Linked DNA regions of Homo sapiens: region 2 is linked to region 1. A link is a loop called in an ENCODE intact Hi-C map of the cell type or tissue named here. Cell type or tissue: dorsolateral prefrontal cortex. All regions are shown on one strand. Each heading gives the region's core, and the rest is flanking DNA. Links, peaks and the distances in the headings are about the cores only.

The links. Hi-C counts contacts between places; a loop is a spot of excess contacts. Peaks named below come from ENCODE experiments on the same cell type or tissue, not always from the same donor. Only the 100,000 strongest peaks of a DNase experiment are listed, where the experiment ranks them.
Region 2: it touches region 1 in a loop (5-fold over the local background); 4 of 110 quality-filtered maps call a loop at or near these places.

Annotation. Positions count from the first base shown.
Region 1 is chr10:78,771,093-78,786,059 of GRCh38, forward strand. No RefSeq gene overlaps it. Among named protein-coding and RNA genes, the nearest start is that of ZMIZ1-AS1, 290 kb to the right of the region's middle. RefSeq lists an enhancer at 5,888-6,775. In dorsolateral prefrontal cortex, for the core only: no CTCF peak of the experiment used is centred there; DNase peaks (open chromatin) are centred at 5,847 and 6,569; H3K27ac peaks cover 3,096 bases.
Region 2 is chr10:78,904,362-78,919,328 of GRCh38, forward strand. No RefSeq gene overlaps it. Among named protein-coding and RNA genes, the nearest start is that of ZMIZ1-AS1, 160 kb to the right of the region's middle. RefSeq lists enhancers at 6,148-6,652, 6,653-7,157, 8,902-9,421, 9,422-9,942, 11,575-12,076 and 1 more. In dorsolateral prefrontal cortex, for the core only: a CTCF peak has its summit at 9,540; DNase peaks (open chromatin) are centred at 8,712, 9,560 and 10,340; H3K4me3 peaks cover 286 bases; H3K27ac peaks cover 1,534 bases.

The sequences.
Region 1 (14,967 bases), core at 4,000-8,999:
AATCTCTGTTTGTTTGTTTGTTTGTTTGTTTGTTTGTTTTGAGACAGAGTCTTGCTTGGTCACCCAGGCGGGAGTGCAGTGGTGTAATTTCAACTCACTGCAACCTCCACTTCCTGGGTTCAAGTGATTCTCCTGCCTTAGCCTCCCGAGTAGCTGGGATTACAGGCATGCGCACCCACACCTGGCTGATTTTTTTATTTTTATTTTTAATAGAGATGACGTTTCACCATATTGGCCAGGCTGATCTTGAACTCCTGACCTCAAGTGATCCACCCAGCTCAGCCTCCCAAAGTGCTCAGATTACAGGCGTGAGCCACTGCGCCTGGCCGTGGTGGAATCTCTTAATGTCTCAAGGTTATGGTGAGGCCTAAATGAACCTATGGGCCTGAGAAATCCTGTGCCTGTGAAGGCCAGGCCTGTTTTCCTGGCAAATAAAACAGCAACGTCTGAGGCACAACAAGAACAGCAGCCAGGCAGTTTGCTTTATATGAATTTTTAACCCCCAGGAAATCCAAAGGCAGGCAAGCGGCATTACTGGGTGCCTGCTATGTGCCAGGCATGGTGCTGGGCTATGACCTACAGTATCTCATTCTCCCGTGCCATGGGGCCTGCCTGTGTGGCATTGGGGTTAAAATACCCATGTTTTTTCAGAAGAGGAAAGGGAAGCACAAAAACTGGCCAAGGTCACATCTCTAGAAGGCTTCTGATTGTCTGCAAAGAAGTCACAAAGAAATGAGTCGAGGTGAGGGCCAGGGCAATAGAGGGGCAGGTTTGGAAGCCATTTGTACATTATGAGACCTGAATAGAAGTTTTGGAGTCAAAATAAATAAGTAAGCAGCTGATTTCCCTGGAGGAGACTCAAGCCACCTTTTATTATTTCATTGGCTCAGGAGCCAAAACAGCTGCATTTTATCATTCCTCAGAAATCCATAAAAGGGATGGAAAATGCTGGTGCTTATGGGGAAAATGGATGAGCATTTAAATTTAATTGTGGCCCCCTGCTGCCTGTGATGGGGCCTGGAGATGATGCCTATGAGCCTTGGGATTGCCCCGGCAGAGCAGCGGAGAGGAATACTTTGCATCCAGAGAGGGCATCCGGCCTCCAGGCCCAACCTGACCCCTTGTCTCTGCCCTCCTGCAGCCTCCATCCCCCATTCTCCCCATTCCTAGGACATGGTCCTGAGTGTTTCTGTGTGTTGTGTGCCTGGCCTTCTGCCCCAGCCTGGGAGCTCCATATAGGCTGGCCGGGTTTCCCTGGCCCCAAGTGGCCATTTCAGGCCTGCACAGTCGCTTACGTGGGAAGCTTCCCTTCCATCCCTGACAGTGGCCTTGCCTGGCCTCTCCTGCTCATTCTTCTTGACAGAACAACCAGGGTAAGCTTGTATACTGGACTCTGGCCTCAGTGCTGACTTGGTGAGGTACAAGATACCCTCATTGTCGTTCATGCAAGAAAATCAAGGGTTGCGGGTTCTATAAATGTAACAAGCATAGTTCAGGGGCCTGCGATCCGGCGCTTCCAACAAGCTCCTGGGTGATGCCCTTGTGGATGCTTTGTGGACAGCAGCCTGACACTCATGGCTTCCTAGGGCCATATGCTTCAGTCAGAGATGGGCAAACTGAGGCCCAGAGGGGCAGGGAGTTACCTGAGGTTACATTACGAGAGGGAAGGGAGAAGGGGACTCCCACCCCTGCCCTGCCCTCTCTCCCAGGATTCCAAACTCATACGCTCTAGGGATTGAAAAGCAGAAATGCAAGGATACGGTCAGGCAGCTCCTACTCAGCTCCTGCCACTGTCCCCAGGACCATGCAGGCCTAGTGACAGCAGTGCACCTGATTCTCAAGAGAAGTTGGAAATGCAGAATGTCACATACCTCCCAGTTTTAGATCTTTTCTGGTCAAACCAAACCTATTGGCAAGTCAAGTGGCTCTGGAGTGCCCATCTGAACGCTGCTGTTTTCCATCCCAGGAGTGCCAGCAAGGACACCTCCCTCTCCCTCAGCCTCTCGCCCATGCCCTCCCTGAATGGCCTCACTCGCTGCATGTGGCAGGTATCTGGCCTTCCTGCACCTGAATGCTGGGGCTGGACCAGGTCACCCCAGCCCTGTTCAGGAGAGAGGCCCGAGGCCCGAGAGGCAGAATGGAGGAGGCAGGTTTAAGGGTCTGGCAAACGTGGCTGCCAGCGCTAGCTCTGCATGCTCTTAACTGTGACCTTCCTCAGCCTCAGCTCCCTTACATGAGAAGTGACGATGGTCATGACAGACCCCGCAGAACCTTTGTGCACGTGATCCAAGATCAGAGGCAAGTCCCTGATGCAAGGCAGTAGCTCTGCCAACTGGGGCTCCTCTCTGGGTCCCTGCTCTTTCTGATCAATTATCGGCACACCCTGCCCACTGCCAGGGGCTTTTAGGTGCTGTAGACACTGCCCATGGTCCACTTCGTACTAAAATCCCTTTACCCTGCCTGGGTCTCCTCCCTCACTCTCCTCCTGATTTCCCGTTCCATTTTCACCCAAGCTCCAGCTCTTCCTGGAGATGCCTCCCTCCAGAGCAACAGCTTCTCAACAGGCAATGTAGGGATGGAAGAGTCTTCATCTTAAACACAAGCTCTGCTGGCCAGGTGCGGTGGCTCATGCCTATAATCCCAGCACCTTGGGAGGCCGAAGCGGGTGGATCACCTGAGGTCAGGAGTTTGATACCAGCCTGGCCAACATGGTGAAACCCCATCTCTACTAGAAATACAAAACAATTAGCTGGGTGTGGTGGCACACACCTGTAATCCCAGCTACTCTGGAGGCTGGGGCAGGAGAATTGCTTGAACCCAGGAGGCGGAGGTTGCAGTGAGCCGAGATCATGCCATTGCACTCCAGCCTAGGCAACAAGAGCTAGACTCTGTCTCAAAAAAACACACACACACACACACACACACACACACAAGCACTGCTATACTGGACGTGGCTGCCTGGGGCAGTGTGGAATGAGATGGTCTGACGTCCTCACTCAGTAAGAGGAACGGCTGGGATCAGTTAGTGATGTCTGCTGTGGGTGCGGTGGTGAGGAGTGGCAATGGCGCATGTGCAGTGTGCAGGCTACTCACCATCCCTTGCAGGGAGCACCTGTCATCCAGGCAGCTCTTCCCAATCTGCCTTCTTATTCACACTCCTCGAAGCCCCACCGTGAGCTTGGAGGCAGTGCACCACATAAAACATAAGAACATCGGGCCGGGCTCGGTGACTCACGTCTGTAATCCCAGCACTTTGGGAGGCTGAGGCGGGTGGATCACAAGGTCAGGAGATCGAAACCATCCTGGCTAACACGGTGAAACCTGTCTCTACTAAAAATACCAAAAAAACAAATTAGCCAGGTGTGGTGGCGGGCGCCTGTAGTCCCAGCTACTCGGGAGGCTGAGGCAGGAGAATGGTGTGAACCCGGGCGGTGGAGCTTGCAGTGAGCCGAGATCGTGTCACTGCACTCCAGCCTGGGCGACAGAGTGAGACTCCATCTAAAAAAAAAAAAAAAAGAAAGAAAAAAAGAAAAAAGAAAGAAAATCGGAGACATTGGGAGGTAAAGTGACTTGCCCAAAGTCCCAAGTCCCAGAAAGCCCAAAGGTTGGACCAGAGCCTAGTATTGCCTAAGTCCCCTCCCCTTTCTTTGCCTGCTGGCTCCATTTCGCCACATCCTGAGAGTAGCCAACGTGTGGGGACAAGGATATCACTCGGCATGCATGGACCTTTCCCAGGCAGTGTTTGGGCCCTGACTCTCATATCTTAGAGAAAACTCAGGCCTTGGTATCTCTAGAGCAGCCTGTGTGACCCTGGTAAGCCCCTCCTAATTTGCAGACCTCATTCTCCCAGTTTTCAAAGGATAGGGAGTGGTGCCTCCCACCGAACGAATGGCTGAATGGAGAATCTGCCTGAAGTGCTTGCTACTCAGGAGACCTGACCCCTGCTGGTTCTCATAGCAGGACCTCTGACTCCTCTCCAGCTTCCCCGTGGGCTGTGGCTCATTTACAGTCCTGTAAACAGCCCCATGGAGAGCATCCTGACAATCGGTAGAAGGGGAGGAGAGTGGAGACTTCACACGGGCCCACCCCCACCACCATGGGATTCTGCCAATCCCACCACCAGCATGAAAACATTCCTGTCCCTGAGGCCACAGAGTGTGGTCAGGCCAGGCCCAGGCTGTTCTGTCCCAAGGTCCAAGGTCAGAGCCCTCTCCTGCCTGCCTGGCGACTCAAACCATAGCCTCTGCCCCTTAAGCCTCAGCTGGTGGCACCTGCCCCATGCCGCGTCACCTGGCGGGAGAAAGCTGGATGAGATAACGTCTGGCCTGGGATCCGGCTGTAGTGAAAGAAAAGCTCTTTGCACACACGGCTGAGCCTTCACTTATTTATTTATTTTTGTTTGCAGCTCTCAGCCCGACTCGGCAAACCAGGTCATGAAGGGGAGAAGCTCATGTCTGTCTTGCAGCCTGATTTCCCACGGAAAGGCCCCATGTTTACAGTTCTGGGGTTTCCCAGCAAAGAGTAACACTCCAGTTGGAAGCTCATGTGGCCAAAGAATGTCTCCGGATCAGAGAAAGGCAACACACCACCCAAGAACACAGCTCTGTGGGGGGTCCCAGGAACAGGGTTGAAAAAGCAAAGGGAAAAAATATATAGCATTAATTTAGCATCTACTGTGTGCTAGGTAGTATGCTAGAGATTTCATCTCAGCTCATTTATCCTTAAAACAATCATACTGGGTGGGCAATTCTCAATCCTATCTGTACAGAAAATTTGTAAACATCATCAGTGGTTCTGGCTTCATTTTTCTGGGTGGGCCCTGGGCATAGTATTTTTAAAAGCATCCCAGGAGATTCTAATGGGCAGCCAGGGGTGAGAAATGTGGCCTTAAGCAGTGTTTCTCAAACTTCTGTGTGCATAGCAACAAATCTCTTGGATCTTATTAAAATACAGATTCCAATTCAACAGGCTGGGCCAAGGCTGTATTTCTGCATGTCTAGCTAGCTCCCAGGGGATGCCCAAACTGCTGGTCCCTGGACCACACTTTGAGGAGCAAAGGTGTAGCCTATAAACTCCAAGGCAGTAAGACTTATTGCTGCATCCCAAGTACCTCCAACAACGCTAGGGCTGAGTAGCTGCAGAATAAATATTTGTCAAAGGCATAAAGAAATGAACAAGGCTCAGAGGCAGGTATTGTGTGGCTGTCATGTGAGCTGGGGGACTGTGCACAAGTTACTTAAATATCTCATTCACTCCAATTTTCATTTGAAAGATGGGAGCAGTCATATTTTGAATTCCAGTGGGTTATTTGAAGGATTAAATGAGATGATGTGCAGACTGGTTATTAGATGATGTTAAAAATTATTGCTTACTTTTTAAGGTATGATAATAGATGTGTGGTTTCAGTTTAAAAATATTTTAACTAGTAGCAACACATACTGACGTATTTACAGGTGAAGTGATACAATGTTGGGTGTTTGCTTTAGATATTCCAGCAGAGAATGATGAAGTGAAGAAGAAAAGGAGGAAAAAAGAGGGGGAAGGAAGAGAAAAAGAAGAAAAGCAGGAGGAATTGATTTAAAAACAACAACAACAAAAAATGCCAATTGTTATTGAAGCTGGGTAGTGAGTATAAGGGAGGCCCTCGCTATTCCATTTTTGCATACATTTTCCATGATAAAAAGTTAACAATAAATTAAAAATGTGATAAAGCAGATAACATGCTTAACTTGGCTCCTGATTTATAGCAAGTGCTCAATACACAGTAGGTCCTGTTTCTTTGACTTGGCTGTGATCACGAGGCACCCACCAGTGCACCCTCCAACCCTGAGTGATGTGTGCTGCGTCCCAGCATCAGAAAGAGGAAGGATGAGATTTGAAACGAGGTCTTCACAGTGCTCCGCCCACAGCACCCCATGGCTAAGAAGCAGTGTTAGTTTACCTTCCCTAACAATTAGCAGCCATGGCTATGGTAAAAATAAGAACCATTATGGAATACTACGTCAGGCCTTTTGCATGCATTATTTAATTACACGATTTATTTACATTATTTAATTACATTAATTAATTACATTGTTTCAGCCCTGCAAAACCCTATGAGGTAGATGCCATTCCTACCACTCCCCAGGTAAGCAGAAGACTCAGAGCTGAGGTGCCCTGGCCAAGGGGACCCTGTCCGCCCTGGACATCCCAGTATGCACGGGTGGCCTCTGCATTATTTAATCTGTGACCTGCTTTGGCATCTCACTCCTGGTCTCAGCTCCTGAGGCACATCCTGCCTGCCCTCCTCACTGCTGCGTCTCTAGTGCCTGCATCCACAAGGTAGACCCTCAGGCAACAGCTCTTGCCTGCCCCCCAGCTGGACCCTGGCATGGGTGCCCAGGCACATGGAGGGGACAAGTGGCCCCTCCCTTCCCCTCCCTGTCTGAACCCGGAGGGTGGGATTTCCGTCCTAGGACTGAGCTATTATAAGTACAAGGCCGCCTGCTCCCCTGGGCTGCACACCAAGTTCTGCTGCAAACTCCAGCATGAATGGCAGCCATTCTCTGCCCAAACTCCAGCTCACTTCAGCTGTGTAGTCTGGGAAGGAAGACCTCAGCCTTCCCCAGGCCTGTAAATACCAAAGCCACACACGCAGCAGGACTGCAGCAGCCAATAAATCTTGGCCCCAGGGTTCTCTTAAAGAGGCAGAGCTTGGGACCAACACCAGGCCAGGCCCTGCCTGGTGACAGCCAGCACTCCATCCACCTCCCCTCGTCCCAGCCCCAGGATGAGGACAGAGAAGGCAAACATGCAGCAGGCACTCTCCCCATAAGCTTGCTTCTCTTGCTTTATAAAATCTAACTTTTTCCCCCTCTGCTGCTCACCCTAGGGTTAGGCTAACAAGGAGTCCAGTGGGAATGAGCATGATACATTTTCTGGACGTCAGAGCCACTGGACTGGTGCAAGAGGCTGTGTGGGAAAGCAGCGATCCCTTGGGCTGTCCACAAGGCAAGCTAGGGGATGCCAAGGTGGACAGGCAGAGTCAGGCAAGAGAATAAGCCCAGCACGTTCCACCCCTAGCAGGCATCGTGGCCACTGGTGAGGACACTGAGACCTGCAGTGCTGAAGATGAGAGGTGGACATGGCTGACCTCCTTTCATGCCACACCAGAGAAAAATGAGGCATGCGAAGTCCAAACGGGCAGGCAGCTCACCCAGGGGGCCCAGGGCAGTGCCAGGGCTAGACCCTTGCTCTCCATAAGAGGTGTCTTTGATTGTTCTTTGGATAGGATGTGTCTTTTTATGAGGAGAAGTCTGGTATTTAATTGCATCCTCCTAGAAATGAGATGTTCCGTTTCTCCTGGAGTCCATTTCCCATGCGCTAACAAACCCCCCGGATTTGTAAGATATCCAAGCCTTTTGTCTTGGATATCTTGCCTGGACACCTCGTTCTGCATGGCGCCCCTGCAGCATGCATCCTGTGCTCCTGCTTTGGCCACAGCTGGCCCTGTGGAAGGATTGATGCTGGGGAGACATGGCTCCTGCCCTAAGGAAGTGCACAGTTTGGGTGGAAGTTGAGAACCCCTGTCCTGTCCGGCTCTGCACCCTCTGGCTACCTGAGTGGGGTGCTGGGTAGACCTTCGCTGTTACCCGGGATCAGAGGACAGAGGGACCTGATGAGCCCAAGAGAGCATGGCAGGCTTCTCTCACCAGGAGGACAGATGGGAGCTGGGTGAGAGGATGGGGTCAATCAGATTTCCAGGGTCAGAGCTGGAGGGCAGGATACTCTGGGCAGAGCAAACCCCTCATGCCAAAGCACACTGGTTAAAAGATTATGCCAGGAGAGGAAGGAGTCGGGTGCAAGGCAGCCCCATCCCTGACCACATTTCCCACCCGCAAATCCATCCAGGAATGGTGCCCCCTGTAGCGGCTCCCTTGCACTTTCCCCATTGAGTCACCGACTCTGATTTTACAGATGAACAAGCTGGGGCCACGGTGAGAAGGAAAGTACCCAAGGTTGTCTGGCTAACTGGGGTCAAACCAGTTCCAAAAAATTGCCCCCTGGGTCTTGCCTTGGTTGTGTGATTTTATTGTCCCTGTGAAGGCAACTGGTGACTGTGCGAGTAGGGATGCATTTGCCAGTGTTCAGAGGAAATGATTAACTTCTGACCTGCTGACCTTGGCTACCTGATTGCCAGAGTGTTAGGCAGCTGCTTGTCACCTGGACCAGGGAGGGCTTGAGAAAGGGTCAGAGACTTCCACCCCTGCCCAAGCAAGCTGCTTTCACCCTGCACCTGGGACCATGGACTGTCTAAACTGGGAAGCCTAATAGAGCACCTATCCCTTGCTCAAAAAGGACACCGAGTCCCAGAGAGGGACAGCAACCAGCCTGAGGTCACCCAGCTACAGGGACACATGCACAGATGCCCCCAGACAACTGGGCATACCACAAGTTCTTGAGGACAGAAGAGATGACTCATGCGCCAAGCAGCCCTGGCTGGGAGCAGGCTCTGCCCAGCCTGCACCCTGCCTGGCATGGCGAGGAGGGGCTGCAGGGCATGGGATGCTGTGATGCACTGAGCACTAACCACTCCAGATTATTAGGCTGGATTTTCATACCTGACCCTCTTCATTCCTCAACTATAGCCCTGAGAGGCAGGCATTGTCATGCCCATTTTACAGACGACAAAACTGAGGCTCAAAATTATACAGAAAGTTTATGGGTTTTAAAAATGATACAGCCAGGATTCCAGTGAGGTCCATCTGACTGAAGTTTGTATTTCCTCTCCTTCTCCCTCCCCAGGTAGTCCCTGCCCTGTCAGCTAATGTTTTAGCAAGGGTGACCCACACTCTAAGGACAGTGTGGAGCCTTCATCTGTGTCCCAAGCTGGGCCCAATGAGAGATGAGGGTGTCAGGGTCAGGAAGCCCAGTACTTGGGCAGCCAGGTGGGCTCAGAGAGGAGGGAACTCTATTTAGGTCCCAAGGATGAGTAGGATTTGGCAAGGCCCCTTGAGGACAGCACACGGGAACATATTTCCAAAAATTATCCACGCTGTGTGCTCAGAGGCTCAAGGAGAGAGTTGAGGGTTTGGTTGGGAATTATCTGGCCACCAGCTTGGGGCTGTCTCTCAGCGCTGGAGAAACCAGATCCCTCCAGTCCAAATCCCTCTTCCTCCCTCAGACATACCCCACCCCAGGGTTCTGAAATTTTGTTATAACACTTAGAGACTAGCTGGGAGGCATGTCCCAGGGGGCACAGAATGGAGCTGGGAGATTTGCCACAAGGACCAAGACCTGGCTTTGGCACCCAGAGGCTGGGCCAGCATGGGTAAGTCACTGACACCCTCAGATCTCAGTGTCCTTATTCACCAAATAGACATTGGTTCCCTTCCCGAAGCTGGGAGAAAGTGGTCCAAGCACACCGAGATGGACCACTCCACCCCTCACATCTGTGGGCATGAAAATCTCAGCTCGGCCTGCTTCGCTCAGTTGTCCCCATCTCCAGGCAGCATCTGCAGCCCACTCACTGCATCTTAACAAGGGCCCGGCACTGTGCCTCACAGGAGCCCAGGCAAGGTCTGGGGAAGGGGACTGAAGACTGCTGAGATGCAGAGCATCTGAGCACTCCATCCCGGAAGTGCCAGAGTGCTACGCAGGGTTGGGCCACCAAAGGTTTGTCCTCCAAGGAGGGTCCCCAAGACAGAAATAACTCAGGAAGCCCTGTCCTGAGTGTCCCTGGGTGCTGCTGCTTGGGCCTGCACTGCCGCATGGTGTTGGTGTCAGCCAGCGGCCTGTGAGAGCCCTGCCAGGTCATCGGGAGGTGTGTGAGGCTCTGGGCAAAGCCCTAGCTTTGAAGTCAGATGGGTGTAGGGCCCGAAGCTGGCCCTGCCAGCCACATGCAGGCAGCGAGGCATTATGCATTCCTGTTCCATGGTGAGGATAACAAGTATCTTTAGAGTTGTTGTAGGAATTAGGACCAAGAACAACTACAACAATAATAATAGCTCTCCCTTTTTGAGATCTGACCATGTGCAAGGCAGTATTCCAAACCCTGTGCATGCAGAGTTCTTCTGATCCTCCTAGCGGCCCTATGAGCCAGGTCCTGTGCTGGCAGGACCCCTGCATAGATGAGGAAACTGAGGCACGATAACAGTAAGGAGCTCATTGTGCTCACACAGCCAGCTGCTGGTGGAGCAGGGCTCCGACCCAGACCTCTCAGCGGCTGCCTGTGCTCTTATCCAATAAGGCGTGGGAAAACTCCTGCCTTGCAGTTGGTGATCAATAAATGTATCAATAACTCATCATTACTGCCCTTCCCGATGATGGAGCGCAGGCCCCCGCGAGGCCCAGGGCAGGAAGCACTGTGCTGCTGCACTCCTGGGAACCAGGTTCACATTGGCTGGGACCCCTGGAGACGACTGGGACACCACAGGCTCATTCCAGTGGCCACTGTGATGGCCCTCAGGAGGGCATGCTCTCCTCCACCCATGGCCTCTGCAACAGACACAGGCCTGAGGTTCCAGGTCTTGGGAGTTCCTGGCCGCTCTGAAGATCAGGGTCACAAGCAGGAATGGCCAGGTAGAAAAGCAGCCCAGAACTATTTTGCTCCTGAGGCTCCACCCCTCCTCTACTGGATGCTGCCAGCGGGGATTGTGCCACTGTCTAACTCTGCCTTCTGATGGTCTGTGTTCAAACATTTTATGGACAGGAAGCCATCCTGTGGAGCCTGTGGAGATGGGAATGGGGGTGGGGCCAGGGTGGGAGGTGTGCAAAGCCTTTTCTGTCCAGCCATCCCTTCCCAGGCTAGGAGAGAAAGGAAGCTTTCAGAACAAGTCAAAAGCGAACAGGGTCCAGGATGACCTTTTGGGTTCTTGTGTCAGCAGAAGGTGTCCCAGGACTTTCTCTCCTGTTCCCTTTGTCTCTGTATTTACAATGAAATGGAAGCATCTGGAAAGGAGAGAAAATGCCCTTTGATATGTGGGGTTCCCCCAGGTCCAGGAAGCTTTCGGCTGTGACAACAGACTCCATCCAAGGCCTTCCCAACCCTGGGGGTTTCTCCTAAATCCAGTGGCAAATAACTTTCCATCGTGCCCACCCACTGAACCGAAGGAGGAGGTGCACACCTCAATCACGCTTCACAGCCCCCTCGGCTAGCGCTGGCCTTTTACTGTTATCCACTGATTAATTTTCATTTAGTCATCTTATTTTCAAGCTTACATAAATGCATTTTAAAAGAACAGTTTATATCACTATCATAAAAGGAAAGCTAGTCTTTTTCTAAAACACTGAAATGACTATCTGTTATCTTGTGTGAAGTGGTTTCCAGTGTAGTCCAAATCACCCTGCTCACCACAGGGAATGCTGCTCCAGCTTGGCCCTCCCTGCCCACCCAGCCCATCCCTCTCAACGGTTTGCTGCCTCACCTTCAGGATGAGTACACCCACATCTTTAGGCCCCTCTGTCGCTTGCAGACCTGCTAATCCTGGGCCACAGCCTCCTCAAGTCCTCCACTCCACTGCTTCTCCTCGGAAATGCCTCCAGCACCAGCTGAGCTCAGCCGTGGAGGGTGCACCATTGGTTACCATGCGGGAGCCCTGTGGACAGCAAGGGCATGAGGGGAGCGGGAGGTAGTGCCTGGTCACCTGCTGCCACAGCCACATGCACAGCTTACCTCCATTCCTGGGACATAGTCAGGAGTTTGCCTTCTGCAAACTATTTCTCAAGAACCAAGTTTCACCCTTAGTTCCAACTCAAAAGTGCTCTTCCTAAAGCAACTGAAATGCCAGCTCCAGAATTATCTGTACCAACTAGATTCCTCCGTGGTGACCCTTGTCAAGTCTCATTATTTATTTCACAATAAGGGAGCAAATTCTCCTTGGTGGCTGTTTCCCCTTTACCCCTCTTTCCAATCCCCCTGTGGCTGGGGGGGTCTCCTGTCCTGCTGCATCATCTGCCATCTTTCCAATGCCACCGTGCATAGCAAGAGCACAATGTGCTGGTTGTTGTGTTCTGAATGTGCCTCCCGAAATTCAGATGTGGAAACTTAATTGCCATTGTGATGGTATTAAGAGGTGGGGCCTTTGGGAGGTGATGAAGTCATGATAGTCCTCATGAAGGGAACTGGTGCCTTTAGAAAGAGATGTGAGGGAGCTGTTCCCCTTTCCACATGTGAGAATGCAGCAATAGATGCCATCTTGGAAGCAGGGAGCAGCCCTTACCAGATGTCGCATCTATGAGCACCTTGGTCTTGGACTTCCCAGCCTCCAGAACCATGAGAAAAAATGTCTGCTGTTTATTAATTATTAATTACCCAGTCTCAGATTTTTTGTTAGAGTAGCACAAATGGACTAAAATGCTGATGAAATGCCTCAATGAATGAAGGTGCCCTCAGGTGAGCCCCCAGCCCTATGCTCTTCCCTCTCCCTGAAGGCATGCACAATTGGCCAAGTGACTGGTAATAATGACCTAACCTTAACTGAGCACCTACTGCATTCCAGGCACTGGGCTGGAGCTTTTCTCACAATTTCCCACAACAACCTGGCCAGCTGGGCTTTCAGAATGTTCCCATATTCCCCTCTACTTCCCACTGCCTCCAGGGCTCCCTCCTGGTGCAAGCCAACACCATCTCACCAGGCACAGCAACAGCCCCTTGAAGGATGTTCTTGCTCCCACTCCTGTCTCTCACCTCCTGTCTTTTCCCAACACAGAGGTCATGAGTTCCTGTTAAAATGTAAATGAGATCACATCTCTCTTTAAGATAACATGCTCTTTTGACTCCCTGTCTCACTCAGCACAAAAGCCAAGGTCCTGAGCAGGCCCCACCTGGCCTGCCCCAGCCTGCCCTGCCTCCAGCATCTCACACCTGTCTCTTCTCCTCTCCCACTGCTCTCTGCCTCACTCACTCCATCCCAGACCAGGGGCTTCCCTACTGTTCTGACACACCTGGCATATTTCCACCTGAGGACGTTGCACTTGCTGTTCTCTCTGCCTGGATCCCCAATCCCCTGGTAGACATGTCGCATGCTCCGTCACTTTCTCCTGGTCTGCCCAAATAGCACCTTCTTGGTGGATCCTTCCCTGGACATCTTACCTGAGATGACACCCCAACCCTACGTTTCATATTCCCCTACTCAGATGAAGTTTCCTTCATGGTATTTAGCATTTTCTAATATTAACTTGAATTCTAACTACTTTATTGTCCATCTTTCCCTACCATTCTTTCCTACCCCTGCCACCAACTTGCCCTTTTCTACTAAAATATTGACTTCCTGAATGTGTGGACTTTTGCCGGATTTGTTCTCTGGGGTAAACTTGAACATCGAGATTGGCTGAAGCCAGGGACTCAGGAACTATGGTGTATTTTATTATGAGCAGCCTGAGGTTCAGAGAAGTAATGGATTCTGCCCAGGTCACAAAGCTGGTAAGAGATGAAGCTGTTATAGACACCCTGGTCTATCTGTCTTCCATATCAAGCTCCCTCTAATACCCATGACAGTGGCTCTATCAACCACGGTGCTGTGTGTTTCAGTCCCTGTGCAAAGCAGGAGAAGCAGGAAAGACAGCTGCAGCCAGATTCCCCCAGGACTTGTTGGTCTCCCAGCATCACAAGTTTCCAGGACAAGAGGCCCCTTAGTGGAAGCAACTGACAAGGGCCAATAATTCAGTACCAGTGCTGGGAAAGTAAGTTTTTTTTTTTTTTTTTTGCTCGTTTTGTAAGAGAAGAAAAAAATGCCATTTGGCCTCAGAAAGATGTTCTTGCTGCCAAACACATGATTTTTGCACATGGTGAGGACGTGTGATTTTTACATATGTATTTTTTCCCTTTTAGTAAAAACAGTTTCATCCCTGGCAAGAAGGTGAAAGAAAGGGAGTATAAAAAGATTGCCATGGAAAACCATCACTTTGCCATTACAGAGACCAAAAGCCAAGAGTTTAGAATCTCCATAGATGGAAGGGAACAAAAAAAAAAGAGAGAGAAGGAGTGAGACAAAAGATCTCCAGCGTTTATGAAATAAGAACTAGATCTGGGGCTGACTCCCTTGTGTCCACTGTAGAGCACCCCATGTCTTCAAGAGTGTTTAGATGTCTCTCAACTCTGAGGTGGCAGAGGACGGGCAGCATCAGTGCAATCTTCCTACCGTGACCAGGGCAGACATTAGTAATCAATCACAGCATCCCTTCCTATTAAGCAGGGATGCAGCCTCAAGGCACTCCAGGAAACCCCTACCCATTGATTAGAGTTGGCAAGTAAGATGAAACAAGGTTGCTGTTCTGCCTTAATCAACCCTTACATTTTGCATGTGAAGTAATTGAGACACAGAGAGAAGCTGTGAGCTGGCAAAGGTTACACAGAACGTTTGCATAAATAAGTCCTTTTCCAGTTTTGCTGCTAGCTCTCAGGCCACGATTTGTTCCACTAGGCTCCCTGTCTGCCGAGTGTCTCCCAAATCTCTTCACGGATGTGAGAAGTTGTTGGGTTCCTGAACACCTAACAAGCAATGCAGAGAATTCTATCCGGAGCTTAGATTTTCTGCCTCTATGGACTTTTCCATCAGTGCCAGAGCTATGGGCCATGATCCTCTGCAGAATCACAGCAGGTCAAAATGGCCTCCCTAAAGGACACCAAAGCTCCCTCCCAGGACCATGGCCTTTCACGTGTTTATTATGGAAGTCACTCTTAAAAGGGAACAGCTAATAAACTGTGAAGGGTCAGCATTCCCACAGGAAATTGTCACCACTCTAGAGATGGTTCTTGTATATTTTTCCTCAGTTTAAGAATAAAATTTTCCATGAGATTAGCATTTCTAAAGTGTTTTCTGTGAAACACATTCTCAAGATGTCCTAGAAGATTTTTCACAAAGATAAGCAGAGCTAAAATACAAATAAAATAAAATAGAAAAGACGTGTGGCCAACGATCTTGGAACTCAGCACAGGATAGCTCTTCTGTGGAATCGTGCTGCATCTTAGAGTGTAAAAGGCCCTGA
Region 2 (14,967 bases), core at 6,445-11,444, 140 kb after region 1:
GAGCCTCTTTGGAGGGCAGGATTAGGGCATGTCCACAATAGCAGGCCCAGGGACAAGGTAGGACTCTTTCCCCAGGAGGTAGGCTTAGGAGCCCGGCTTCCTGCTCTGAGCACACCCAGCACGAGGGGTGGAGGGCCAGAGGCTACAGACGCCCCAAGTAGCCGCAGGGGCAAACTCTCAGACTGGGTCCCTATCCTATGCCCACCCAGCCCCACTCTGACCCTGCTCCATCTCCTCCCCTCACTCACCCCACCTCTTTCAGTCTTTCATCCTCTTTTTTTTTTCTTTTTTTTTTTTTTGAGACAAAGTCTCACTCAGTCACCCAGGCTGGAGTGCATTGGCGCAATCTCGGCTCGCTGCAGCTTGTGCTTCCCGGGTTCAAGCAAGTCTCATGCCTCAACCTCCTGAGTAGCTGGGATTACAGGCACGCACCACCATGCCTGGCTAATTTTTTGTGTTTTTAGTAGAGACAGGGTTTCACCATGTTGGAAAGGCTAGTCTTGAACACCTGACCTCTAGTGATCAGCCCATCTCGGCCTCCTAATGTGCTGGGATTACAGGCGTGAGCCACCGCATCCGGCCCGTCTTCTTTTCTTTTTCTATCACTTCTTGATTTCCCCCAATTCTCCCTGTCCCCTTCCTCTCCCAGAATCTCCTCTGCTCTCTCAGTTTTTCTCACTCTGCTTCCCTCTCCCTCTTTTCCTATGTGTCTAGCTGTCAGGCTCAATGCCTCTGTCTTTGTCTCTGTCTTCCTCTCCGAATCACGATTTCTCTGTATCTCTCTCTCTGCCTCCCTCTCTCCGTGCCTCTCTGTCTCTGTCTCTCTCATCTCTCTCTCCCTCCACCTCTGTCTCTGTCTGCATGGTATGTGGTGTCAGGGCTTCCCCTCTGTGTACGTTGCTCAGGACTTTGTCTTTATGTGTCTGTCTCTGTCTCTCTCTTACCCCCCACATCGGGTGTGATGTGTTTGTGTGTGTGTGTGTGTGTGTGTGTGTGCATGCATGTGTGTAGTTCACCTTCCCCATCTTGCCCATTTCTCCCTCCTACCTACAGTTCCTGCTCCCATCTCTCAGCCCAGCCCACTTTCAGAACAGCCCTCCATGGTGCAGGAGGCCCGGACAGGCAGCCTGGTGAATGAGCTGCCCCACTTTGCCCTCCAGTGTGTGTTTTTGTTCACCCACGGGTGTTTGTTTACCTCTCACTTGGTGTTGCCTATGCAGCTGAGAGCTCACTTTCGTGTTTATTACCTCGTTTGCTCTTGACAGAGACTCTGTGAAGGAGGCAGAGTGGGGAAAGGCAAGAGCTATTACTTCTATCTGGATGCATGAAGAAAGAGAGGCTCAGAGAGCTCAAGAGCTCATCTAAGGTCACACAGCTGTCAGGGCCATCTTCCCGACAGGAGCATCAGCAAGTATTGATTGGGGCATCTGTGCACTGTGTGTTCCAGCCTCACACAGTGCCCGGCACTGCTCAGCCACCAACTTATGTGGCTACAATGAGCTCCCTGAACCCTGAACTTTTCTGGGCTTGCTCTGACCCAGATTTTTCCAGATCAGCCAAGCTGACTCCAGGAGGGGCAGCACCGCAGTCCTAGGCTGTGCCGGTAACCTGAGGCCTGGTGATTTCTGGAAGTGAGTCTCTCGGGACCGTAGCCTGGCCCTGTGGAATGGCGAGCGGCAGGAGGTCCCAGGCAGTGCTGATGAGTGCCCCAAGCCCTCTGCACAAAGCAGCCCACAACGGAGTGCAACGGGGATCCTTTGTCCTAGGCCTGGAGTGCAGCCAGCTGCCCTGCAGCCTGGGAGGGATCTGCACAGTCACTGGGGAGGTGGTGCTTCCGAGCACGGAGGTGCACCTGCTGAGTAGTTCCTCGGGCATCACAGCCACCTCCAACACCTCATGTCCCGCCCAAGCTCAGCATCTCCTTCTGCCACCCACTTCTGACCTGCTTTCCCTCCTAGATGCCTCTTGGGAAACAGAGACCACCACCACCCATCAGCACCCCTGCCAGCAACCTGGAGTCATCAGTGGCTTTCAAAACACCTTTACCCCTAAGCCAGGTTCTGGACCAAGTCCCAGGAAAGCCACCTCCAATGGGCCTTACTTTCTGAGCATCCTGACATCAGTGAGCTTGCTCTCCTGCCTCTGTTCTCATGCTCACCAAGTGACTATCTAATTATAATTTGAACTTCCTTTTAGAATCGTCTCCCAGAAGAGAATCCTCTGAGTAGGGTGATGAGGCTATTCTACTCAACATAGCTCTTGTCATTCTCTTTGTAAATGTACTATTTGGTATGATTTACTAAAAAATAAAATAGACTATAATAATATGTCCAAACTTGATGGAGAAATCTGAGGACAGTCACTTAACAACAACAACAAAGCATGATGATGGCCAAGAAAAAACAGGTGTGTATGACTATATAGCCTTCAAACTCCGAGAAGGCTATGATGAAAGAAGAGGTATGTTCATTTTTGCAGCCTTAAGACTCACATGTAGACAGATTTAAACAGAAGTATTACCTTTCTAAACAGCAGGTAGTGAGCTGCCTGTCACTGGAGGCATGCAAAGTGCAACTGCAAATCTTGGCAGGAGTACTGCAGAGAGGTGTCACTCCTGAGCCTTCCCTCTTTTTTCCACTGTTAACACATTCACTCAATCACAAAGCTTCAATGACTCTTAAATCTACCTGTCCCCTTCCCTCCACACAGCCACCATCCTGGGCCAACTCTGCATCCCCTCCTGCCTGTTGACAACAGCATTTCTGAGATGCGCCCCGGCATCCAGCCTTGCTCCCTTCTCCTCACTGCTTCCCACACAGAAGACAGAATGATGCTCAGGAAGCAGGAATAAGTTCACTCTGCTCACCTAACACAAACCCTTACCAGGCTTCCACAGCCCCCAGGTAGAATCTCACCTCCATAGTGTGGCTACCAAGACTCATCTTCCCCCATCTTGACCCCCAGTCCAGGGTATCTTCACCACCCACACCCCCACACATGATGCCCAGCCAGGGGGGAATGCCTGCTACTGCCACTTCTCCTTCTCCTGCTTCTCTCCTCCTCCTCCTTCTCCTCCTTCTTCTCCTTCTCCTTCTTTTTCTCCCTCCTCCTCTTCCTCTTTCTTCTCCTCCTCCTCTCCACTTTCTCTCTCTCTGCCCACCCCTGCCCCAACTCTCTGGCCTTGCAGGCCCTGCCCTTTTGGCCTGGGACACTATCTCCCTGCCATGTTTGCCTGGCTGACTCTTATTTGTCCATCCCATTCAAGCTCCCACCTCCCTGTCAGAAAGCCCTCCCGGGCACCCCATGCACATCCAGCCCAGGGAGGCTCCTGCCCACAGCCCATCTCATGCTGCATCATGTGTGGCTAGTGCCTTCCCCTAGAGAATAAGAACCAGAGGTCAGAGACAGTGACGGCTTCAACACAGCAGGCCCCCTAGCCACAATGGATGGGATCAGGAAAGGCTGGTTGAAGGCAGAAAATAGGGAAGAAGGCTGCTCCATGCAGGAGGGGACACAAGCCGAGGTGCTGGCTGCCCTTGGGGTCCTGCCTGACCTAGCTTTCTAGGGCTCAGTTCTGGCCATGAGGAGCGAGAGGAGAGCGTATCAGACAAGGCTGGGGCCCCCCAGATACATTTCTGCTCTGTTATTTGCACTGCTGGCTTCCCAGAGAGCACAACCCCACCATGTGCCAGAGGCCAGGCCAGGAGTGGAGCAAGCAGGGACCGGCAGCCGTGGGCCCCGCAGGCCGCAGTGCTCCTGCGGCTTCTCATGCCAGCTCAAGGCACAGTCCCCACACACCGAGCTGCTCCTGAGCATCAAGGCCTCTCTGTGCCATTTGGAATTCATTGCAGCAAGAGCTGCACTGAGCACCAGATCTGGCTAACAACAGTGCAGAATTTTCAGGGTGTCACGTGGATTCTCTATCTGGTTCCTGGGAACCAAGGACACAGGAATGGTTCTCCTTCCTCTCCTTGTGCTGTCAGAGACAGCCATGCAGGACTGAGAGGAACGGAAAAGTGGGACAGGCAGGCCCCCAGACCATAGCTCCCCACCTGGGCCCCAGGCCCTGAGCCTGGCAGCAGGAGAAAAATAAAAGCCAGTCCTCTCTCCTCAGCCCCAGTGCACTCCGGTATATCTACCTCCACTAGTTAATGCTTACAATGCGCCAGAACCCGTTTGAAGCATTTTATATACATCATATATTCAATCCTCACAGCAACCCTGAGCGGTGGGCACTAGTGTTGGCTTTGTCTGACAGAGGCGAAAGCTGAGGCATGGAGAGACTTGGAAACTGACCCAGAGTCCCACAGATATACATATAGGTCCAGGGTTCAAACACCGCTTCCGGAATATCCCCTGAGCACCATAGCCAGACATAAAGGCTGCAACCAATGTTGTCCTTCAAACTGGGGCAATGAGTTGCATTTGTGCCATAGCAGGGAACAGCTTTTTCTGCTGCTCCACTGTGGGATCATCACCTTCCCAGGTGCTGAGAAACTGAGAAAAATATTTCAGACATGGGTGGTTGAAGTCAACAACAGCCCAGTAGCTGTCACGGAAATCATTCGGGGGCCCTCGTTTTTCAGGATTAGAAGGAGACTGTCAGAGTGACAAGGGAAGAAGGCAGTGGGTCTGTGCCTAGTCTTAGCTCTGTCACTCAGGTTCACAGCCCACCGAGCCTCAGTTTCTTCCCTTGGAAAATGGAAGGATAAATCAGCCCCACAGTGGAAAAAGAGAGGATTAAGAGAGAAGGAGAAAGATTTCTTTTTAAGCATAAAAAGGACTTGGCCCAGGGCCTGACACACGTAGTAGGCCTTCAGTAATGCAGCTTAGGTCTGGATATAAAAGCTAAGCAAACATACCCCCAAGGAGAACTGGGGGCTTCAGAGCTGACAAGAGAAGCTGACAGGCCAGCCAGAGGGAAAGGGCAACTCGGGAACCATAGAAAATGTGTACGCCTTGCAAGGGGAGGGGACAAGCCCTCGAGGGACAAAGGCCAGTGTGGCTGTGAGCCCACAGGTCCCCTCTTGGCTCTAAGCCACCTTCGAAGGGTCTTACGAGAGCCCATTCAGCCAGGCAGTTTTATCTTGTGGCAGCTGAGGGAAGGGGCTCCAGCTCCATTATCCTCCACCCTACTCTGGAGTTACAAAGAAAATACAATTTATCTGGATTGTAAATCAAGGGCTGGGGACCAGGGAAAGGAGCAGCCTGAATCACAATTCCCAAGGAACGTTTTACAAAATCTGCAGAGAGAAAGTCATTTTCTGCAGCCATGGACGGCCAGCTTACAGAAGGAGGAGGCATCCAGAGCTGAAAGTGACTGTTGCAAATATAAAATGCCACCCAATATTGAGCAAATGAGGAAACTGGGACCACAGAGTGGAGAAGGGCCTTGCCAGGGTCCCTCAGTGACATGGTGGCAGAGCTGGACCTAAGTCTGAGGCTCCAAGTTCAGTGCTGCTTCCTCTCACCTGTGCCAGGCAGAAATAAACTCAAGGGTGAGAACCCTACAGCATAGCTCAAGAAGTGAGACTGTGGACTGAGGGAATCCCAGTGCTCCCTTCCCTAAGCTAGGAGCCATGGGCCCAAGAAGAAGGAGAGGTATCCAGACAGTCCCCTGAGCCCCTGAGGAATAAAAGCCATCAACACCTTAAGATTTGCTGGGCATTAGGAGACTGTGCTCAGTGGCAGAGAAATAAAGTGGACATCAAACCCCTGGTTCAAACCCTGCTTCCACCCCTGCCATGAATAGGGGTGAGCCTAGAGCTTACCAATCCAAGCCTCAGTTTCCACATCTGGTAAAGGGCGAGGAGGCTTTTTTGCCTTGGAAAGTTACTGGGAAGCTTCATGAGATAATTTGCACCAAAGTGCATCCGTGCCTGGCACCTAGTGGATTCTCAGCCCGTGCTTGGGGAATACAACAGATCCCTAGTCAATGGTTGTGAAATGCCAAGTAGAGACTGGAAAATTCTACTGGGTGCTTGAGCAGAGTGTGGTGTCTGGGCCTGGCATCTGCCAAGGCCTGAGTGGGCTCTTTCTCCTGAAGGCCCACATGTGCCAGGGATGGATGTGACCACTCCAAGAAGAAAGAACAGGGCATTGGAGGGCAGTGAAACAGGAGGTAGGACACAGTCACCTGTCTAGCTCCACCACTCATCCAGTGTGCCCACCTGGGAGAGTTGCTTCCCCACTCTGGGATCACATTTCCCCTTTGCAAAATTAGATCTTTTTCTTTCATCCTTTTAAAGTGCCATGGGTGCCCTCACATCACTGCTTCTTCCTGAGCCTCAGTTTCCTCCTCTGTGAGATGGGGATGGCATGGCCTTCCACTCGGTGCAGTTCTGGTCCCAGCATGCTGTCGATTTGCTGGGGGACCATGGCACTGGCAGCATGTGTCTTATTAGAGGTCCCTTTCTTTCTAGATGCCATTCTTAAAGATTTCCTCAAAGGTACAGGCAGAGATGTGAGTCAAGCAAGATGAGCCTGCAAAGGAACCAAGGCATCCTCAAGCCACTAGACCCCAGTCATTGAGAGACCATGGCTTTGCAGCCCTGCTCCCCCGGGGCTCCTGATGCCAGTGGGGCAGGCAGAGCATGACACGGTGTGACCAGTGCCGTGAGGACAGAGACGATGCAACATGGGGAGCACAAAGGGTGAGCAGACATTGCCTGTGAGTCCTGCCCGGGGGTCAGGAAGGCCCGCCCAAGTCCCCACTGCCACCTCAAGGCCTTAGTGCCGGGCAGTCAATGCCAGCCCACACCCTTCCTGAATGCCAGACCTGTCCTCTCACTCCTAGTGGGCATCTCCTTCCACTGGTGCATGGGCACCTCCAGCCTGGCTCATCCTCTTACCATCTGATCCCAACCTGTCTCTCTACCTTCTCCACCTCAGTGGTGACTCTACCACCCACACATCCAGAAACTTGGCTTCCCCCTTGTCTTAAACCACTCCTCACTGAACTGGCCTCTAATTGGGGTCCACCCATTTTCCTAAATTCTCTTTATCCCTCCTTCTTCATGCCCACCTAAACCCTCATTTAGGCCTCCTCATACACTGGCCTCTTTCCTCCCTAGACTGGGGATTCCTTGAGAGAGGGCACTTTCTCTCTCAGCAGCACATCCCAAAGCCCAGTATATTGGGGCCTGGTAGGTGCTGCTTAAATTTTTCTTAAATAGAATAGATTAGGAAGTCTTCATAATGGAGGAGACATCTGGGGGGTGTCTGCAAGCCTGAGTAGAAGTTAATCCAGTGGACCCAGAGGAATGGAGTGTGGAAATGACGCCCCTGCTTCGTTCCACAGGGACAGAAACCAGTGGGTCAGAGCCTGGGAGGTGTGGCAGAATGAGAAAGTGGTGAGGCCAGGGCAGGGCATGCTGGAGAGGCACTGGGGCCAGATCCTAAAGGGCCTTCAATGCCACACTAAAGAATGTGGTTTGAGGGAGGCTGACTTTATTTACTTTTCTTCTAGATTTGTCTTTTGGGCAAGGAGCACTCTGACGGCACTTGAGGAAGACAAATCGTGAGACCAGCCCAACACTTGGCTCTGAAAACCTTGCCCCGGCCTCTCATGAGATCAGATTTCCCTGCTTTGGGCCAAACTCTTTAAAGCACTTTGGCATCGGGTGAAAGATTGTCAAGGCCAAAGGGCTGGCAGGGGCATGTTGGACGGTGTCCAGGGTCATGCTGGTCCTCTGCTCAGCTCCTGCTCTTATGCCCTAACCTGGTGGCTCCTTTGGAGCAAGGATACGGAGCAGAGGTGGCCAACCTGGGTAAAGGGTGAGTTGGGGACCAAGGGGACCACCCTGCAGAAGACATCTGTTGTTACAGCTGTGGGTTGGGGGCCACAGCAGTGGGAATGCTCCATTGTTGAGGATGTTTGAAACGTGCCCCTGCGGGAGCAGGCTTCACATGCTGGGACCCCACCTCCAGGATGTCATGGCAGCCCCCACCCATCCTGCTTCTTGGAGGATGGAACTCCTTCTGGATGCTCAGTAGCCAGGGATTCTCCATTGAATCACTTGGAATGGGAGCACATGCAAATTGTGAAAAGACATCCGGGCCATGCTAGTGGCCTCAGCATCACTTTTTCTCCTCCTTTCTCCTCCACCGCTGCAGCTGGACTTACCTGCAGCACACACACATAGCAGGGGCCTCCCCTGAGGTCTTGGGCCCACAGTTGCTGCACACTATATATAGTCTTTTATTTGAAAATTATTTGAGTTATTCATTAATGTATACTCGTACTCCTCCTTGAAGGTACAGTGACGGCACCATCTCTCCCAGGAATTCTCCCTGGATTCCCCCAGGCTGTGGGGTGCCCCTTCTCTGTGCACTATCCACCCCTGCTCCCGCTCCTCACTTCCCTCTATCAAAGCAGCAGCCTCTGCTTTGAAAGAACAGAATGGCAGCGCTGGCTGTGCCCTCACTAGACTGAGTTTCTTCAAAATGTGCCTCATTCATGGGAGTGCCCTAAGCCTGGGACCAGCCAGGGGCTCAGTCATGTTCACAAGCCCAGCCGAAGGAGGGTGGGAAGGGTGGTCAGGAGAAGAGAAGCAAGCAGAGGGGTAGGGGGTGACCGCATCAACCAAGGCTTGCATGGAGAAGAGGGTCCAGGTCGGGGATACTCACACTTGCTCACACATCAGAACACCTGGAGGTGCATCCAAGCTCAAAGAGCTGGGCCCACCCCATGCTCCTGATTCAACAGGTCTGTGCTGGGGCCCAGGGACAGGCATCCCCAAATGGTGCTGGGTGATGCTGATGCTGCTGGTCCTGGGACCACACCTTGAAACCCCATCTGGTCTGAATGACGGTGAAGCCAAGAGTAGGAGGAGGATGAAGAAACTAGGACGAGAAGAGGGCTGGAGCCATGCTGTGCAGGGCATTCAATGGTGGCTCAGAGGAGTCACAGCCACTAGGAGGGACAGTGTCCAAAGGCTGGGAGACGGAGACACCGGCAGCCCCAGGTGTGAGCCCCCACCCTGCCCTGACTCTCTTCCCCACATCAGCCAGCTCCTTCCCAGGGCACCGAAGTCCCCTCCTGTGTGAAAGGCACACAATCTCCATGCCCAGCCCACCTCCTCGAGAGGCAGGTGTGCCTCGCAGGGAGAACGGCCACGAGAGGGTTTTGCAGGCTGGAAGGCCCTCAGCAGATGTGTGAGAGTGATTATTATAATCTCCCCTCCCCCAGATGGCATGGTCCGGGTTGCCCCCTCCTCCGCCTGCCAGGCCCCTCTCAGCGGTCCCCGGGGACATGAAGGGCCCAGCTGCCTCCTGGGAGGCCCAAGCCCAACCTCAGCATGGGCTCAGCCTCCAGCCCACAGGGCCTTTCTTCAGGTGCAAGGACCCAAGTAGCTGTCAGCGGGCAGCTCCTCGGCGGGGCACCTCGGGCGGGCGGGAGGCAGTGGTGGGGGTGGCGCAGTGCAACCAGGGAACAAAGGCCGGCTGGGAGTTGGCAGGGCGCCATCAGGGTTCAATGCACAATGGCCCGGGGGGCTGGCGGCTTCGCTCCTGGCCGGCATTTGCATAATGTCTGGGGCAGGAACAGGTGCCCGGTCAATAGGCGATTGTGAGACTGTTCTGTCAAAAGAGAAGGGGCCTGTATTGAAGGCCAGGCTCGCCTATTGCAATGCAAATAGCATTCAAAGCAGACCAGCCCAGCCTGGACTCCCGGGAGCTCAAGCTTCATGAAAGCCACCGAGCCGGCCCGGCTGCTGCCGCTGCTGGTGCCCGCTTTGTCTGAGGCCAAAGGGTGGCATCAGCAGCGGGGGCTGGGAGCCGTAGCAGGGAGTGAGCAGACTGGTCCACCCATCCAGGAGGGCTTCCTGGAAGAGGAGCTTTTGTTGTTGAACTTGGGCCAAAATATTAGAATGAAACTCTGCGGCTTCTCTGAAGAGAGCCCCAGACTAAAGGGGTTACCCCAGACTAAAGGGGTTACCCCAGCTGGGTATGCCACAGCGAAATCTGCAAGGGCCTTGCAAGCGCCTTGCCAAGTCGCTCCCCACTTCTCTTTGCATGGCTCCAAGCCCTAGGATTCTGGCTCCTTTCTCAGGGTACATAGTGAGTACTGCGTGCTCACAAAAGACCAATGCCGCTCTAGTTGCTCCCTGTGGATGAACTCATTCAATCCTCACAGCAACCCTGTGAAGTAGGGTGTATCTGTGTTCTCATTTAACAGATGAGGAAACAGAGGCACAGAGAGGTCAAAGGTTGCACAGCTAACATGAGGCAAAGCCGGAGACTGAACCCAGGCAGTCTGGTTCCAGAAACCATACTCAGCCACCATGCCCGGGCTGCCAATGTGTTCCCTTGCTGCTTCACGAAGGAACTCAAGTCCAGAGGGCAGCAGCTCCTCCTAGCTGGACCAGAATCCAGCTTCCTGGCTTCCTGCCCTTCCTGGCTCCTACCTCAACAGCTGAGAGTACATCAAAGAGGGAAGGTCTGACGTCCACCTCAGGGATGGGCACACGGAGGTGGCACTGGGTGATAATACTGAGATTACATTTTTTTCCAACACCGAAGACAAGGAAACACCCTTTACCTCACAGAACTATTCCAAATTGTAGGGACTTTTGCTTGGCAGGTTGTGTGGGTTCACTGGAAAAGCAAGGCCCTCCGAAGCTGGGTTCAGGTCCTTGCTCTATCACTTACAAACCAGATGACCTCAGACAACTGACTTCTGTTCTCCAGCTCTCAGGTTCCTCATCTGTGAAATGGTTGGTTGTGATAATTTGCATTCCACGGATGTGGGAAATACAGCTCCTTAAAGTGGTTCTCAGTGGTATCTGTTCCCTTCCCCACACCGGACTCTCTTTGGAAGTGAGAGCCTCAAAAATATTCCACCCCACCCAGTTTCATGCTGAGATGAAGAAGCACAAGCATTTGTGTGGGTGTGAATTTATTAAGTCGCTTGCTTGCATTCCATTGACTTTGCAAGATTTTTTTTTTAATTTCTTGAAAATTTTCAGGGAACTCCCCAGGGGAGGCCATTATCCACCACACAATGCTTGTGATGCCTGAATCGGATAAGAGGAAACTCCCTACTGTAATGGGACAGGTTGAGGGACTCTCCAAGCTCTTCACCGGAACCTGGAACCCTGGGCTCCTCTCACCCAAGCAATCAGAAAACATCAGCGCTCACCCCCTCATCAGTGCACAAGAGCTCTCTTCTCCCAGCCACTCTGATAGATCACCAGTGGCTGCCTGCAGGCTGTGTTGAGCAGGGTTCTGGAGTCACATCCCGGCACATTGGGAAAAAATGTCATGGTCCTCCAATGATGCCTGCTGGATGCAATGGAGGCAGTGACTTCCATTACACATTTGTCAGCCTCAATCTAGTGGTGGGGAAATCAAACCCAGAGAAGTGAATTGGTGTTCCCAAAATCACAGGGTGACAATCTCAAAGGTAGAAATATCTATTATTTTTCAAAAAACAAAGTATTTCCTGAATGTTTTATAATGAACCTGTGTTACTTTCGGAATTTAAAAAAATAAGGTATTTTCAGTTAAAGAAGTTTTAAACACATCGAAATGACCCTACTATTACCATAAGGAAAAGGGAGGTAGAAGATGTTCGGGGCAAAGCCATGGTGTTCAGGGTGGGATTTATTCAGGGCAGGGATGGCTATGTTTTGAGCAGTGTCAATGCATGCACTTGTACAGTGCTTTACAGTTTCCAAACTGCATCTCACCCCCTTATCCAGTTGGTCCTCCCCAAAGCACTTTGGAAGCAGGAAACATAAGCATTATTTACTCCTACTTTGCATGTGAAAAAAAATAAGACTCAGAAAACATGTGAGTTACCCAAGGTCACAGGGTGAATGAGTGGTTGAACTGAGCTGTGACCCCTGGTGACAGGCTCTGGGAAAAGTTAGGAGGAGCCCGAGGGAGCTTAGAGGGAGCCTCAAGACCTTCCATTCCATTCCATTCCAATCCATTCCATTCTTAGCCAGCGAGAGTCACAGCATTTGCGGAGGCAGCTGACCTAGAAGTCAATCCTGCCATAGCCTGTCTGCGGGGACCTGCTGGCGCTGGGAGTGTGGGCCACCCCCAGAGGTAGATAGAGCATCCTCTGGTTCCCGGGCCCTCCCAACCCCCCTCTGCTGACCTCATCAGCTCCCTGCCACACAATGCACCCTTCTTCTCTTTGGCGCACCCCACCCCCAGCTCTTAATTAAACTAGCTGAAGGATACCCTTCACAACAGAGGCACCAGCAGGGCCTTGTTCCTGAGCTGACCATTATCCTGCCTTGGCTACCAGGACCCACCCTCCAGGAGGCTCCTGTGAAGCCCCAAGGCCCTGCGTCTGATAGGTCTGACACCTGGACACAAACAGTGAAAACATCAGCAACGTAACAAGAAGAACCCAGAAATCATAAGCCCTGTATGGATTTTTTCATGAAAAATCAAATAAACCCATACTCATGGTGAGAAAAGGAAGTATGCTGTGGAAGAAAGACATGGAGTCCTAGCTAGGGTTTAACACCTGATTCTACCATTGACAAACCAGGTGGCCTTTGGTGAATTGCTGCCTGTGCAACTCTCAGTTTTCACAGTTATAAAATGGGAGTCATAGAAAAATGCACGTGAAGAAATGACAGGAAAATGCAAACCAAATGACCAGGAAATTGAGAAGGCTGGATGTAATTGGAGCCAAATGTATCACCCCTGGACCCCAGCAAGAGGAAACCTCCTGCTAACTCTTCCTGCTACAGCCGTTAGAAGTCTGCCAGTGATCTCTGATATGTGCTTAGAAGAGGAAAACAGGTCATAAGGAAGTTTGCTGCTTCTATTCCAATGAATAAATTTCGGAGATGTATGCAGTGACCCCAGCTCTCTTGGTGAAGGAGCAGGCAGAGGTTTGCAGTGAGTTGGTGGGAGCTGGCTGATATAATCAAATTTTATGGTTGCATCCATTGTCCTAATTGGCCATATACTTGAAGTTAAAGGGACACAACACTTGGCCACTGGATTCACAATTCTCACAGACCTGTAAGCACATATAGGGCAGTGTGACTAAAAGGCCCCACATCACAGGGCTATATTCAGAGCTCAGGCTCAGGAGACAAGCAGACCTGAGTTGAAATCCTGATATCCAAACTTTGAGAGCTTCAACCATTACATAACTTTTCTGAGCCTCAGTTTCCCCCTATGTAATAACTTTTACCTACCTATTAGAATTATTGAAGATGAAATGAGCAAATGTCAGTAAAGGCAAGGTGGAAAATCAAGCACATTCATAGTTCCCAAACCACTCCCCACACTGCTTCCAGGAGTTCTTCCTTAAATGTAGCCTGACCATGTCCAGTCCCTACTTAAAATCCCAATGGCCTCTCATTGCAATGAAATCCAAACTCTTTAACACGATACTTCCCCTGTATTTCTCACCAACTACATTCTTACCAAGGCTCCCCCAAACTGTGCTCCAACTACACCCAGTCACGGGGTCGATGCTTTCCTCTGGGCACCATCCCTGCAGGTGCTTACCCTCCCGCCCTGTAAGCCCTTCCCCCATTCCTCATCTGCTTAGTTCCCAGCCTCTGGCCCCAGCTAAAAGAGCCAAGGAAGGCTTTGCCTTTGATTCTCTCCTTTTTGAAACGTTAATGAAATTTTTTTTGAATAGGCAGAACATTCACAATATTCAAAATCCAAAAGGCACAAAGAGGTATATAGTGAGGTGTCCCCTCCTCCCATGCCTCTCAGCCTCCCAGGTCTAGCTTTGCTCCCCAGAAGCAGCCATTGTTCACAGGTCTTCATCCTTCCAGAGGAATCATATAGAAGCCTATACATGTGTATACATATATCTTCATTTTCTCCACTTTTATACAAATAATAGAAGAATTTGAATTCCATCTCATTGCGTGCCTTGTCCTTTTCACTTAAAAATACATATTGGAGCTCAGTGCATGCATATTAGTGCATAGAGACACCTCCCATTACCTTTTTGTTTAATGACTGCATAGTGTTCAATTGTACAGATCCACCATAAATTATTTAGCCAACCCCCTAGTGATATTTAAGCTATTCCCAATCTTTGGTGATACAGAGAATGCTTCATGTAATAATCTTGCACCTGTACAGTAATCTTGTACATGTAGAAGTGAGATACATTTCTAGAGGCAGATTTGCTGGGTAGAGAAGCTGGGACACACGTAGTGCCAAGATATTGCCAGATCACCCTCCAGACAGGCTGGGTCCCATTGGTCCCCATAGTATTTACACCACTGCACACTCCATCCACCCTCCAGCAATATGTGTCTGTCCCACACACTTAGCAACATAATCGTGAGCAATCTGGGGTGGGGGGCAGCATCTTTGTGACATTTCCACGGACACTTCTGTCATCATGAGTGAGAGGGAGCCTTTTTTCACACATGATTAGTTTGAGAGCCATCTGAATTCCTTTTTTGTGAGCTATTTGTTCATATCCCTTGCCTGTATTCCTATTAGGTTGTTTATCTTTATTCTTAATGATTTGTAGGAGCTCTTTATTTACCAGGGAAATCAATCTTTTGCTATGGCTTAAGTTGCAAATATTTTTGGTCCTTTGTGTAAGGCTTCCTAAAGAAAGTGATACTTGAAAGGAATTAGATGCCTCTCCTCCATGTCAGGTGACTGCTGAATGAATTGAGCGATAGGTGATTGGTTGGTTGATTGATTGAAATGAATGAATGAATGAATGAGACTTGTCCTGCACAGCTTGTCAGTTAGCCAAATACCCAAGTCAGAACTGAGCAAATTGAGCAAATTAATAGAACTGAAATCCCACCAGGACTTAGTAGCCCAGGGACCTCCCAGAGCCTCCCTCTCCTTCTCCGCCCACCCCAACCCCCTTCCCTGGACAGACCTTTCCATCAGCCAAAGCTCCACCAGGACAGGAGAGCAGGGCCGCAGCTCCCATTACGGAATTTATCTCCCTTGTCGGCCTGTCAGAAACAGAGAATTTATTGCCTCATTCACTTTGAACAA